2 separate regions of the Homo sapiens genome follow, and region 1 is linked to region 2. The links are chromatin contacts, found by Hi-C or POLR2A ChIA-PET in ENCODE. All regions are on one chromosome and are shown on one strand. Each heading gives the region's core, a stretch centred on a gene start or an enhancer-like site at or near the end of the contact. The rest is flanking DNA. Distances are from core to core; before and after follow the strand shown. Region 1 has its middle 54 kb from the start of AKR1E2. Region 2 overlaps PFKP (phosphofructokinase, platelet).

Evidence for each region. Hi-C counts contacts between places; a loop is a spot of excess contacts on that map. ChIA-PET counts read pairs that join two places held with the same protein, here RNA polymerase II (POLR2A).
Region 1: a loop to region 2 is called in a map of endothelial cell of umbilical vein, with 4 times the contacts of the local background. The contact joins two enhancer-like sites. A Hi-C loop is called at or near these places in 1 of 168 maps with a recorded cell type or tissue (endothelial cell of umbilical vein). POLR2A ChIA-PET finds 5 or more read pairs at or near these places in 1 of 52 experiments (PC-3).

The regions. Positions count from the first base shown.
Region 1 is chr10:4,768,869-4,774,687 of GRCh38, reverse strand. No RefSeq gene overlaps it. Among named protein-coding and RNA genes, the nearest start is that of AKR1E2, 54 kb to the left of the region's middle. Within about 2 kb of position 2,792, at least 9 of the 41 ENCODE cell types and tissues checked have a DNase peak (open chromatin) inside an H3K27ac peak, as active enhancers do; they include PC-3 and endothelial cell of umbilical vein, where a contact is called at or near this core.
Region 2 is chr10:3,086,488-3,092,475 of GRCh38, reverse strand. The region is part of intron 2 of PFKP (phosphofructokinase, platelet); the gene reads right to left. Among named protein-coding and RNA genes, the nearest start is that of PFKP, 22 kb to the right of the region's middle. RefSeq lists enhancers at 1-71, 926-1,125, 606-1,805. Within about 2 kb of position 1,360, at least 20 of the 41 ENCODE cell types and tissues checked have a DNase peak (open chromatin) inside an H3K27ac peak, as active enhancers do; they include PC-3 and endothelial cell of umbilical vein, where a contact is called at or near this core.

The DNA.
Region 1 (5,819 bases), core at 1,543-4,042, 1.7 Mb before region 2:
GTACAGTCTGTGTCTAGGTTTTTTTTTTTGGAAATAGGTGTGCAACCGTTCCAACATAATTTGTTTAAAAAGCCTGTGTCTTCATTGAATTACCTTTAGGCCAACATAAAGAATTAAGTGAATGTGTTTGGATCTATTGCTTGGCTTCATATTCTGTTCATTGATGAATGTGTTTATTCTGTTTTTGAAACCACGCTGTCTTGATTACAATAAACTTTATAGCGAATCTTGAAATTGGATGATTTGAATCTTCTAACTTCATTCTTCTTCATTAGAGGACAATTCTAGATTTTTTGCATTTCTTCATACTTTTGAATCAGGCTGGTGATATCTAACAAATAACTTGCTGGGATTTTGAACATGAAATATTTCTTCATTTATTTAAATGTCATTTGATTTCTTTCATCAATTTTGTAGTTTTCCACATGTAGATACTTAAATATTTTGTTAGATTTGTTCTAACAAAAGAGTTCATTCTTTTGGTGCAATAGTAAATTGTATTCCTTTTTTACATTTTACATTCCAATTGTTTACTCCTAGTATACAAAATAATTATATATGTTAATATTGTTCCCTGTGACCGTGATATACTCATTTGTTACTTATATATATATATTTTTTAAATCTACAGAGTCATTCATGTGACAGTTTTATGTCTTCCTTTCCCATTTGTATATTTTCAATTACACTTTTTTGTCTTTTTGTGCTAGTTAGCATTTTGGGCATGATGTCAAGTGAAATCGTATGGGAGGACATCCTTGCCATTTCTAATCTTAAGGGAAAGTCATTAAGTTTCTCACCATTAGGTATGATATTAGCTGTAGGTTTTTGGTAGATATCTTCTTATCAAGTTGAAAAGGTTCCCCTCTATTCCTAGTTTGCTGAGAATTTTTATTTTGAATGGTTGTGAGGTTCGTCAAATGTTTTTTCTGCATCTATTGATATGAGCATATGATTTTTCTTCTTAGCTTGTTGTCATGATGGATGACATTGATTGATATTTGAATGTTGAATCATTCTTTTGTATACTTTACTTCAGGTATGAAATGATCCCACTTGGTTGTAGTGTATTTCAAAAAATACATTGTTGGCTTTGACTCACTAATATTCTGTTGAGCTATAATTATAAGACATGTTGGAGTCTAGTTTATTCTTCTGTAATGATTTTAATCTGGCTTTGGTGTTAAAGTAATTCTGGCCTCATAAAAGGTACTGGGAAGTATTCCTTCTGCTTCCATTTTCTGCAGTGAAGTTTATAAAGTTTAACCTAATTCTCCTGGTTTTAATGCCTAAGCATCACCCACCACTGTGCCTCACATGTCCCAGTGTATAATCTCTCTGAATCAATTTCTTTCTGTGTTGGGGAGGTATGGTTACTAGTCTCAGATTAATGGCTACAAATATACAGTTTGATAAAATAAATAAGACTGATAGATTAGTAGGCTGATTATAGTCTACAATAATTATTGTATATTTCAAAATATCTAGAAAAGAATAATTTAAATATTTCTAGCATAAAGAAAAGACAAATATTCAAGGTGATAGGCATCTTAATTGCGCTGCTTTTATCTTTATTGATTACGTGAATGCAATAAATTATCACATGTATCCTGAAAGTGTGTACATCTATTATACATCAATTAGAAAACATTTAAAAACTCAGAGAAGGAATCCTGGATGCCCGATCACTATTTATTCCACCTGTCAATTGGCCCTCCTGGTTTTGAACCCCATCTGATCACTGCATTTGCAAAACTCAGAACCTCTCGTTTTTTATCTTTCCCCATTCTTCAGTGAAAAATTCTCTTAGGATTCAGCTTCCTTTGTTCCGCTAAGTCGGTTTCCACCATCCCGCCCAAATATTTGTTAATGTATCTCATCCACTGCAGCCTCTCCTTTCAGTCACCTGTCTGTGAATTTATACTTCTTCTCTATAATTTCCTTAGGATTTGTGGAAGGAGCAGACATAGGCGAGCATGTGTCTAATCTACTACCTTTACCCAGAGTTTCTATAATTTATTTGCTTAGAAATGTTATGAAGCTTTTACAAAATCATATGACATCCATAATGCATTATTTAATAGAGCAGAACCTTACATTTTATGAGTTTATCGTTCACGCAAAAGTAATAGAAATCTGAAGGAGACTTGAAAGGCTTGAGGCTGAAAAACATCTAATTTATGGAATTTGAGAATTGTAGCATCTCTGGGGTAGAGTTGGGTGTTTCTCTTTGTGGCAGATCTTCTCCTTACTCTGGAATAAAATGATTTGATGAGTAAGTATAGTTTCATACACATGGTGAAGTTTCAGTATAAACTCATGCAGGATTGAGGTTGGAGCCTAGTCATTATTCTTGGTACAAAGGATTAACCCAAACGCAGTTTCTTCATTCAGAGCTACTGTACATTTATTTAGAAATGGAAATTGGGTATATAAACAAGGCAGCATCTTTGTACAATAGAGCATTTTACCCCTAATTTTAGATTTGAATTATTCAATGAAGAAACATGAGGCATATGCTTCCGGGAATGTGGAGGTACATGATCTCCACTCAATGCTCTGAAGAACATTCCATGGCAAGGACGTGGCTTGACTAACATGTCCAACTAACGATGCGCTCTTCTTTAGAAGGTTGTTTAAGAGTGGATAAATATGACTTTGGGGAAAATGGAATATTTCATTTGTGGTTTTTGGTGACCAAACCATTTCTGAGTTTCCGCTTTCCTCTTAAGTAAATAGCTATGTTTATTGTCAATTAATGTGGAGCAGGAAAGAAGACAGCACCCAGATTTCTGCCATTGTTTTGAGAAAGGATATTGGCAGGTTTTCCCAAGCCATCTCCTCCAACCCTCCTTGACACCCTTTGTCCTGGGATCTGGCTCAGTGGACACAGTTATGGGGGGTGGCACATATTCTCAGAGGATAGGAAGTTTATGGGGAAGAAGGGGAATGAAACCCACATCCAGAGACAGAATTATCTGAAACTTTAACATTCAGGGACTCTTGTTTGATAAATCCCTGCAAAATCCTGGGAGAGGCTTCCTCCTTGGCAATATGTTTCATAAGTCATGTTTTATAAATGGCTGCTTTTTATAGAAATTTATTTAATGAAGTAGAATCAGATTTTCTTCTGATTCAAAACCCCAGGAATGGATGAGTCATATGCCCATTTCCTACTCTAACTGCTCTCCTTTCTCCGCTGGAACTTTCTCAGCCAAAAGCATCATTTGGAAGAAGCAAAAACAATCTTATCTAAATGGATGTGTGCAGAGAGGACTTTGTATTTACAAATAATTTGTTTTATTTTCTGCTTCCTGTAGATGGAGCTAAATCCTTAAGCATATGTTTACATGTGATGGAATTCCCAGGAAGGAGATCTTTGAAAGACAATAATAATATCTGCTGCTGAAGGCTTTTAATTCTTTGGACAATAAGTGGTGCTACACTGGGCACAATTTGGTGCTAAAGAAAGAAAGTTATTTGTAGGCAGAATCCTGTACCTGCCTCCTAGTCTCTGCAGAGAACAGAGAGTTTGTTGTTGAATAGAAATGGCCAGCAGTGTTACTATTGCTGTATTTTGTATTTTATCTAAGGTCATATTCAACTTCTTTTTTTTCTCATAAAAAATTAAACTGTTAAACTGCCCATTATCCATTGTCCTTTTACACGGGTGTTTCCTGGTCTTGTCTGTTGCTCAATGTGATTGAATGACCATGTATGACAAATAGTAATGAGCTCATAGTATTTCCCTTAGTCAGTTAATAAACAGTGCATATCTTTGGAAGAAGAGACACACTTTATTACTTCCCCATATGGTTTCAAAGGGATGTGAGAGCACAATGAGTCAGGCCAACAGGAAAACTTAAAAAAAGAAACGGAAAAAAAAGTTTTTAAAGAATCTTATTGTGTTTCTCCCAAGTTGCTCATAGCAACTTGTTTATTAATTCTAGAAATAGGCAAAGAAATTTTATACCTTAATAAGAAAAGAAAAAGACAATATTTTAGGGAGTTTAAATAATATTTATATGGAAAACAATTTTATTAAGTGAATTCACATATGTCTTAAGTGCTTTTTAGTGTATCCAAGACAGCATTAGATACATGTTACTTCTTAAAAAAATAAATGACCCCTCAAAAAGTTTTTAAGACATTTTTCTATTTTTTTCCAATCAGCTTCCATTTTTGTAACTAGTATACTAATTCACGGCAAAGTAAAAACAAACCAATTATAACATAAAATATTACTTTGAGATATTTTGATTATTTTTAAACGTCATAATTATTTGAAATCAGAAAGCAAAAAATGCTGGAATCAAAGTTAATTTCAGCCTCCAAATGTTTAAACTGTGTATTAAAACCTCTCTCATCTTATGTAAATTTTAATTCTTTAAAGTTGTGACATTTTCAAAAATCAAATATATATTTTATTTGGATTAATACATAATCTTGCAGAATGAGTTTATTATAATTTTATTCATATATGAGCTTTAAATTTATATCCCAAATAATTCTCAGAAACATTGGAGTACTCAGTTTTGTAGGTTGGTTAGCATTTTGATGTATCATTTACTATTAGTTTTTAGAGGTTAGAGCATCAATGAAAAGAAATATTGGTAATATAGAGGCAAGTTCTGAAATCTGTGGTTTCCAAGTCAACATTCAGGATTATTCTTTTAAAAAAATATAATTAAATTTTCTCAAAGTTACATTTACTATATTACAAATAGTCTCTTGTTTTGATTTATTAGGAAGACGTTAACAGCATATTCTTTTTTATGCAGTTTTCTTAAGACTCCATTAAAACAAATGGCTTTCCGGTCCGTGCCCCCTTCCAGGTCAGCTAACAATTTTATATTGATTTGCAAAAGAGGCTCCATTATAAAAACCTTTTGTAATTATCTAAATTCCATGTGTTTAGGAAGCTTTTGAACCATCCAGGAATAAGCTAATTTCCGTAATGGTGAGAAAGAATTGTACAGTGGATACAATAAATGCTTGTCTACTTACTTAGGCTTGTGTTTGAGTCTGTAAGTGCATGATTTGCTAATTTTGTTAAAAAAATAGTAAAAATTCTAATCTTCATTTGTATTGTTTCCTATATAAAAAAGCAAACCATTAGCAATTATAGTCCTATTTCTTAGTCATATACTGTCAATCAGCTATCTTGAAGATGGAACTGGGAAACCAGAACTTATATTCAACATGATAAGGAAATTTGAATTCATTTTATATACTATAAAGTTTATAAAAGTTATTAATAAGTAACCATAAGAATGGATTAAAAAATATTTAAAGCATACCAATTGACAGATTTGTAAATATCATTGAAAAAGTCAGAGATAACTTGGCCGAGATATCTATAGCACCTTTACACTTTAAAATTTTAATATCAATATGCCTTCTTATGAGTTATGTGTTTGCATATTGACTGTGTTCAAATTTGTTATTTCAAATTCCCCTTTGTTTAGGACTCTTGAAAGCACACAGGACTAACTGAGTTAGGGCAATGGGCTTCCAGTGCCCTCTTGGCTGTCACCTTATTTAATAAGGCCTGGCTTGTGCAGTCACTAGTTGGATTGGATTATGTTCTTCCTGACATTTCCATTCACTCTGTTGCCCAGCCCTAAATATGTTAAGCAAGATGAGCTATCCTGGGGCCAGGATGATTTTCCTTCAAAAGCATCCTCATCAGATTTAAATATTTACTGCTTTCCCCCATATCAAAGTCAATTAAATAACTTCTCATACAATTTATGAAAGCCAAAAAGCAATCTAGAAAGGAACACATCCAAACCCATTGACTCCATTGTAGAAAGAGA
Region 2 (5,988 bases), core at 111-2,610:
AGCCAGCCTACTCCGCTATCAACACTGGAACCTACTCCTATCTAAGCATATGTTTGCACCCATCCACCTCTCTGCATCCCCTCCTGTCCACACCCCCTTCCCAGCCTCTGCTATCTACATCCTCCTCTCTACCTCCACGAGACCAACTAAAGAAGGGAAGCATGATGCCAATCAATTCATTGATAAGTTAATGGTTTGTTTATTGGTATAGTAAGTCAAGCTGTAATGCTCAGGGCTGAAACAAGGGAAGCTAAGATCACATGCTGATATTTCAAGCTCAGAAGGGTTGGCCAGTCTGGGTGCAGGGACAGGGCTGCTGACCGGGGGCCATGGGGAGATGGAGACCCTCGGGCACCTGAGCTAAGCTTGGGGGCCGGTGGCGGGGGTCAGGTGGCACAGGCTCCATGGCAGCACATCTGGGAAGACCAGAGGCTGGATGCTGATGCTGTACCAACACCCTTTATCCTTTCAACATAAAAAGGCATCACTTATCTGACACCTTTTGAATGTGTTATTTTTAATCATGGAAAAAACTAGCGATAAAATGATCAGAATTATTCCTAGCCTTTCTTTAGGGTGTGGACTATGACAAAGACAGCTCTGATATTGTTTACAAACAGCTGTCTAGAGCAGAACCAAACTTTAAAACAAACAAAAAATTAAGATAAAAGACTTTTTTCTTTTTCTTTTTTGACACAGTCTCGCTCTGTCACCCAGGCTGGAATGCAGTGGCGCAATCTAGGTTCACTGCAACCTCCACCTCCTGAGTTCAAGCCTCAGCCTTCCAAGGATTACACCACGCCCAGCTACCTGTTGTGTTCTTAGTAGAGACGGAGTTTCGTCATGTTGGCCGCGCTGGTCTTTAACTCCTGACCTCAAAGGATCCATCCGCCTCAGCCTCCCAAAGTACTGGGACTACAAGTATGAGCCACGGTGCTCGGCAAGAATCTTAAGTGAGTCATATTTGAAGAGCTATAATAATATGAACAATTTCTGAAATCTGCAGAAGAATATTCAACAACAGGATATGAAATTCATGAATGAAACCAAATGCAAGGAGCCGACTGTTTCCTGCAGACACAGTGGCAGCCCTGGATTAACCAACTGACTCGCCCCAGCTTGGTTTGGACCCACCAGAGCCAGGGTAGTTTACCCTGGGCATGGCCTTTGGGTCAAAGCATCTGATATACTTAGTATCATCATCTCCAAGAAGCTAAAGCCATTTGTAGGCTTCTAAGGAAAAACCTTAGCTTAAGAGAAAAAAGAAAGAAGCAACAATTGGTTCACCAGGTAGAAAGGAATGGGTTAACTGGCAAACCCTCCCCGAGTCTCCCTGGAATGCAGCCCAAGGCTTGGCATGCTTCACACGTAGGCTTGGCCCAGGTTTATAGGAGCTCAAGCAGCGGCCAGACAGCAGAGGTCCCTCGATGAAGGCCAGGCTTTCAGCAGAAACGCCACTGTTCCCAGGTTAATACTTTCTTCACACATGCACTACTGAAGGAAAAAACAAACCCCTTTAATTAATAGTAACCTGTTTAACTGTCCTGGTCTGTTGGTAACCCAGAGAGCTCTAGGTTAGAAACTAGAGTATAGGTGAAAAAAATCTGTTGGATAAATTACTGAGTCATCCTTAAAAAAATAAAACATAATATCCCCTCAATTTGAGCCCAAATAGGTCTAGAACAGCGGTCCCCCAAAAGAGTGATTTTCCCCCCATAGGACGTTCGCCGATGTTGGAGATACTGTAAGGACATCTTTGACTGTCATGACTATGGGGTAGGTGGACACAGGGGTGCTGCTCCGCATCCTGAGAGTCAAAGGACCGCCCACCAAGAATTGCCCACCCCAGATGCCATCGCCCTGACACTCAGAGAGAAGCCCAGCCTGTGGGTATGACGCAGAGACCAGGCCGGGGAGGGGGCTGAGCCTCTTCAGTGCAGAGCCATCTGTGAATAGATGTGTTCAGGTGCAGACCCCGTTTCCCTACCTGGCCACACACCCATGGAGTCAAAGGCATGCGCGTCTCATCCCTGAAAAGCAGTCAAACAGCTCCTCTGCCCCGTTAGTCTCAGACTTTTCCAAGTCCTTTCTACCAGGGAGACAGGAGGGCAAACACCATTTCTACTGCACAGATGAGCACACAGAAATGAAAGGTTGATTTATGCATCCACAGTCACTGCAGTACGTCCTGCAGGCCCACGATGGCTCACCCAAAACCCAGGTCTGAGAGGCAGGCCAGGACTCAGAAGACTTGGGATTTTAAAAAGCAGGTTTTCTAATGGCTTAAAAATATTCCATTGCGTATATACGCCACATTTTATCCACGCACCCACTGATGGCCACTTAGACTGATTCCACATCTTGATACACAATGGAATATTATTCAGCCAATAAAAAAGAATGAATCCTGTCATTCTGAGCAACATGGATGGAACAGGCAGAAATTAGGTGAAATAAGCCAGGCACAGAAAGACAAATACTGCAATCTCTTACTCATACATTTAAGCTTAAATAAAAAATTGATCTCATGAAGACAGAGTTAGGATTGATCTCGTGGAGACAGAGAACAGAATGATGGTTACCAGAGGCTGGGAAAAGTAGAAGGAAGCAGGGGTGTAAAGAAGGATGGTTAATGGGTAAAAAACAGTTTGAGATAGAAGGAATAAAATCCAGGGATGAGTGATACTATGGAGCGACTACAGTTAATAATGTATAATAATGTTTAATAATATATAATAATGTTATACATAATGTATAACATTGTATACGATATGTATAATACATATATAATTCATATTATACATAATGTATAATAATATATACATAATATATATTCAAAATAATATTTCAAAATAACTAAAAGAGTAAAATTGGAGTGTTCCTAACACAAAGAGATGATTGTTCTTGAGGTGATGGATATGCTACTTACCCTGATTTTATCATGATGCATTGCATGCTTGTATGAGACTATGACATGCATAGAACTCCCCCACAAGCCAGCAGCCCCACTGCTGGGCATATACCCCGAGAAAGGGAATCGGCAGAAAGAGACCTCCGCACTCCTACATTCACTCCCCATCACAACAGCCCAGTGTGGAATCAGCGCCCGTCAGCGGATAAATGGACAAAGAAAACGTGGTGCACGCCCACAACACAACACCGTTCACCCATAAAGGAGAAAACCCCATCATTTGTGGCAATGGGGATGAAAGTGCTTTACTGTTAAGTGAAATAAGCCAGGCATATGGGCGTGGTGGTTCATGCTTGTAATCCCGGCACTTTGGGAGGCCCAGGAGGGCAGGATCACCTGAGGTCAGGAGTTTGAGACCAGCCTGGCCAACATGGTGAAACCCCATCTCTACTAAAAATAAAAAAATTTAGCCAGGCGTGGTGGTGGGTGCCTGTAATCCCAGCTACTCAGGAGGCTGAGGCAGGAGAATCGCTTGAACCCGGGAGGCAGAGGTTGCAGTGAGCGAAGACTGGGCCATTGCACTCCAGCCTGGGCAACAGAGCAAAACTCTGTATGGAAAAAGAAATAAGAAATAAGCCAGGCATAAAAAGAGAAACATTGCCTGTTCTCACTCATACGTGGGAGCTAACAGAGTTGATCTCATAGAGACGAGAACTGCAATTATCAGAGGTATGGAAGGGGAGGGGTGGGGAAAAGCAAGGATAAAAGGGAAGAAGACTATATTTCTGAACTCTATGCCCACAAATAGTAAAGATGGTAAATGATATATGCATATTTTACTTCAATAAAATAAATTTTAAAAAAATCACATGTACCCCATAAATAGGTACAACTATTATGTATCCATAATAATTAAAAATAAAAAATGTTTTAAAAAGCAGTGAGTGTTACTGCACCCATACTCTGGGCCCTTGGGAGTGCACGGCATCAAACCCACCCCTGCAAAGAGAGGTGGGAGCCGTCACCTCGGCTGGGTGACGGGATCACCCCCAGGCAACGCGCTCCAGGTCAGCCGGGGCTTTGCTGCCCAGTTAGGAAAACACTCACAGATTTTAGTGTGTTTTCTATCTTAGAATTAAAGACTTGGAACCACCCCAAATGCCCATCAGTGATAGACTGGATTAAGAAAATGTGGCACATATACACCATGGAATACCATGCAGCCATTAAAAAAGGATGAGTTCATGTCCTTTGTAGGGACATGGATGAAGCTGGAAACCATTATTCTCAGCAAACTATCGCAAGGACAAAAAACCAAACACCACATGTTCTCACTCATAGGTGGGAATTGAACAATGAGAACACATGGACACAGGAAGGGGAACATCACACACCGGGGCCTGTTGTGGGGTGGGGGGAGGGGGGAGGGATAGCATTAGGAGATATACCTAATGTAAATGACGAGTTAATGGGTGCAGCAAACCAACATGGCACATGTATACATAGGTAACAAACCTGCACGTTGTGCACATGTACCCTAGAACTTAAAGTATAATGTAAAAAAAAAAAAAAAAAAAAAAGAATGAAAGATACAGGATTTTTATATCTGTAACAGCAAAATGATGATACCATAAATGGATTCAACATTTATTGCTACAGCTGGTTATAGAACCCACCACTCATACAAAGTCCTGGCGGTCTGAGGGTCCATGAGAATTTATGTTCCCAAGACGCCCAGAGGTAGGTGCCTGGGCTACACTGGAGGAAGGTGAAGAAATGGACCCGTTCACTAGGATTTCCCACCTTCTGGGGCAGGTGGGGAGGGTGCCAGAGAGGAAATTTGGGCTCAAATGAGCTGATCCCCAGGCTGCTCCTATCTTCCTCAGTAAGATAATTCCAAAAGCCTGATCATTCTTTGTGCCAAAATTCATAAACAGTCCATTCAGCTCTGCTCCTAGACAGCTTCGAAGGTGCCACTTACTATAAAAGTTATCATAAAAATTAGAATTCCCCCAAAACACCATTTGCACACAAGGATTTATTTTGGCCACATCTCAGCAGAAGAATTGCAGAAATTCCGTGAATTTCCCTAAAGGAAATGAGATCTCAGAGTCAGAACCCCTCCTTCCCCACCGAGGGCAGGGGCAGGAAGAGGCGCTGTCCCCGCCAGACAAGGTTGTCCAGACCTCGTCCAGACAGCACCTGCGGCCATGGAGTCACATGGATGGGCCTCAGAGCCCCAGCCCTCCCAGCTGAGACAGAGAGAACATATGGGTTTTACCTCCCAAGAAAGCCCAGGGCCTCTGAGCCAGGTGAGGTGCCTCACACCTGTAATCCCAGCACTTTGGGAGGCCAAGGCAGGTGAATCACTTGAGGTCAGCAGTTCAAGACCAGCCTGGCCAACATGTTGAAACCCCGTCTCTACCAAAAATACAAAAATTAGCCAGGCACGTAATCCCAGCTACTCAGGAGGCTGAGGCAGGAGAATCGCTTGAACCTGGGAGGTGGAGGTTGCAGTGAGCTGAGATCACACCACTGCACTCCAGCCTGGGCGACACAGGGCAAGACTCTGTCTCAAAAACAAACAAACATCAGAGAAAGCCCAGGGCCTCTGGGGTAGGCCTCCCAGTGTGTTCCATACCAACTCCTTAATTCTGGTACATACCACACAGACAGCAGGCACAGGTCTGAGGACATCTGAATCCCACCAGGAAACAGACGGGCGACTACAGCACACAGTGACCAATAAAAATCAGACACCCGACAATCGCCACAAAAACACAACCCTTACATCAAGAGAGATTAAAGTGGGCCAGGGACTGCATCCAAGATTAGGCCCTCACACTCCCCTCGGCCTCACTCCCCACCCCTCCCCAGCTAACAACATTCAAACCAAACACAGTGTGCGCTTGGTTTAGTGCAGGGTCCCTCGGCCTTGTTTCTACCAACATTTGGGTCTGGACCATTCTTTGTGGGGTGTGGTCCTGTCCATCGTAGGATGTGCGGTAGCATCACTGGCCTCTCCCCAGTACATTCCAGGGGCAATCCTTTCAATAATGGCACAATCAAAAAATGCC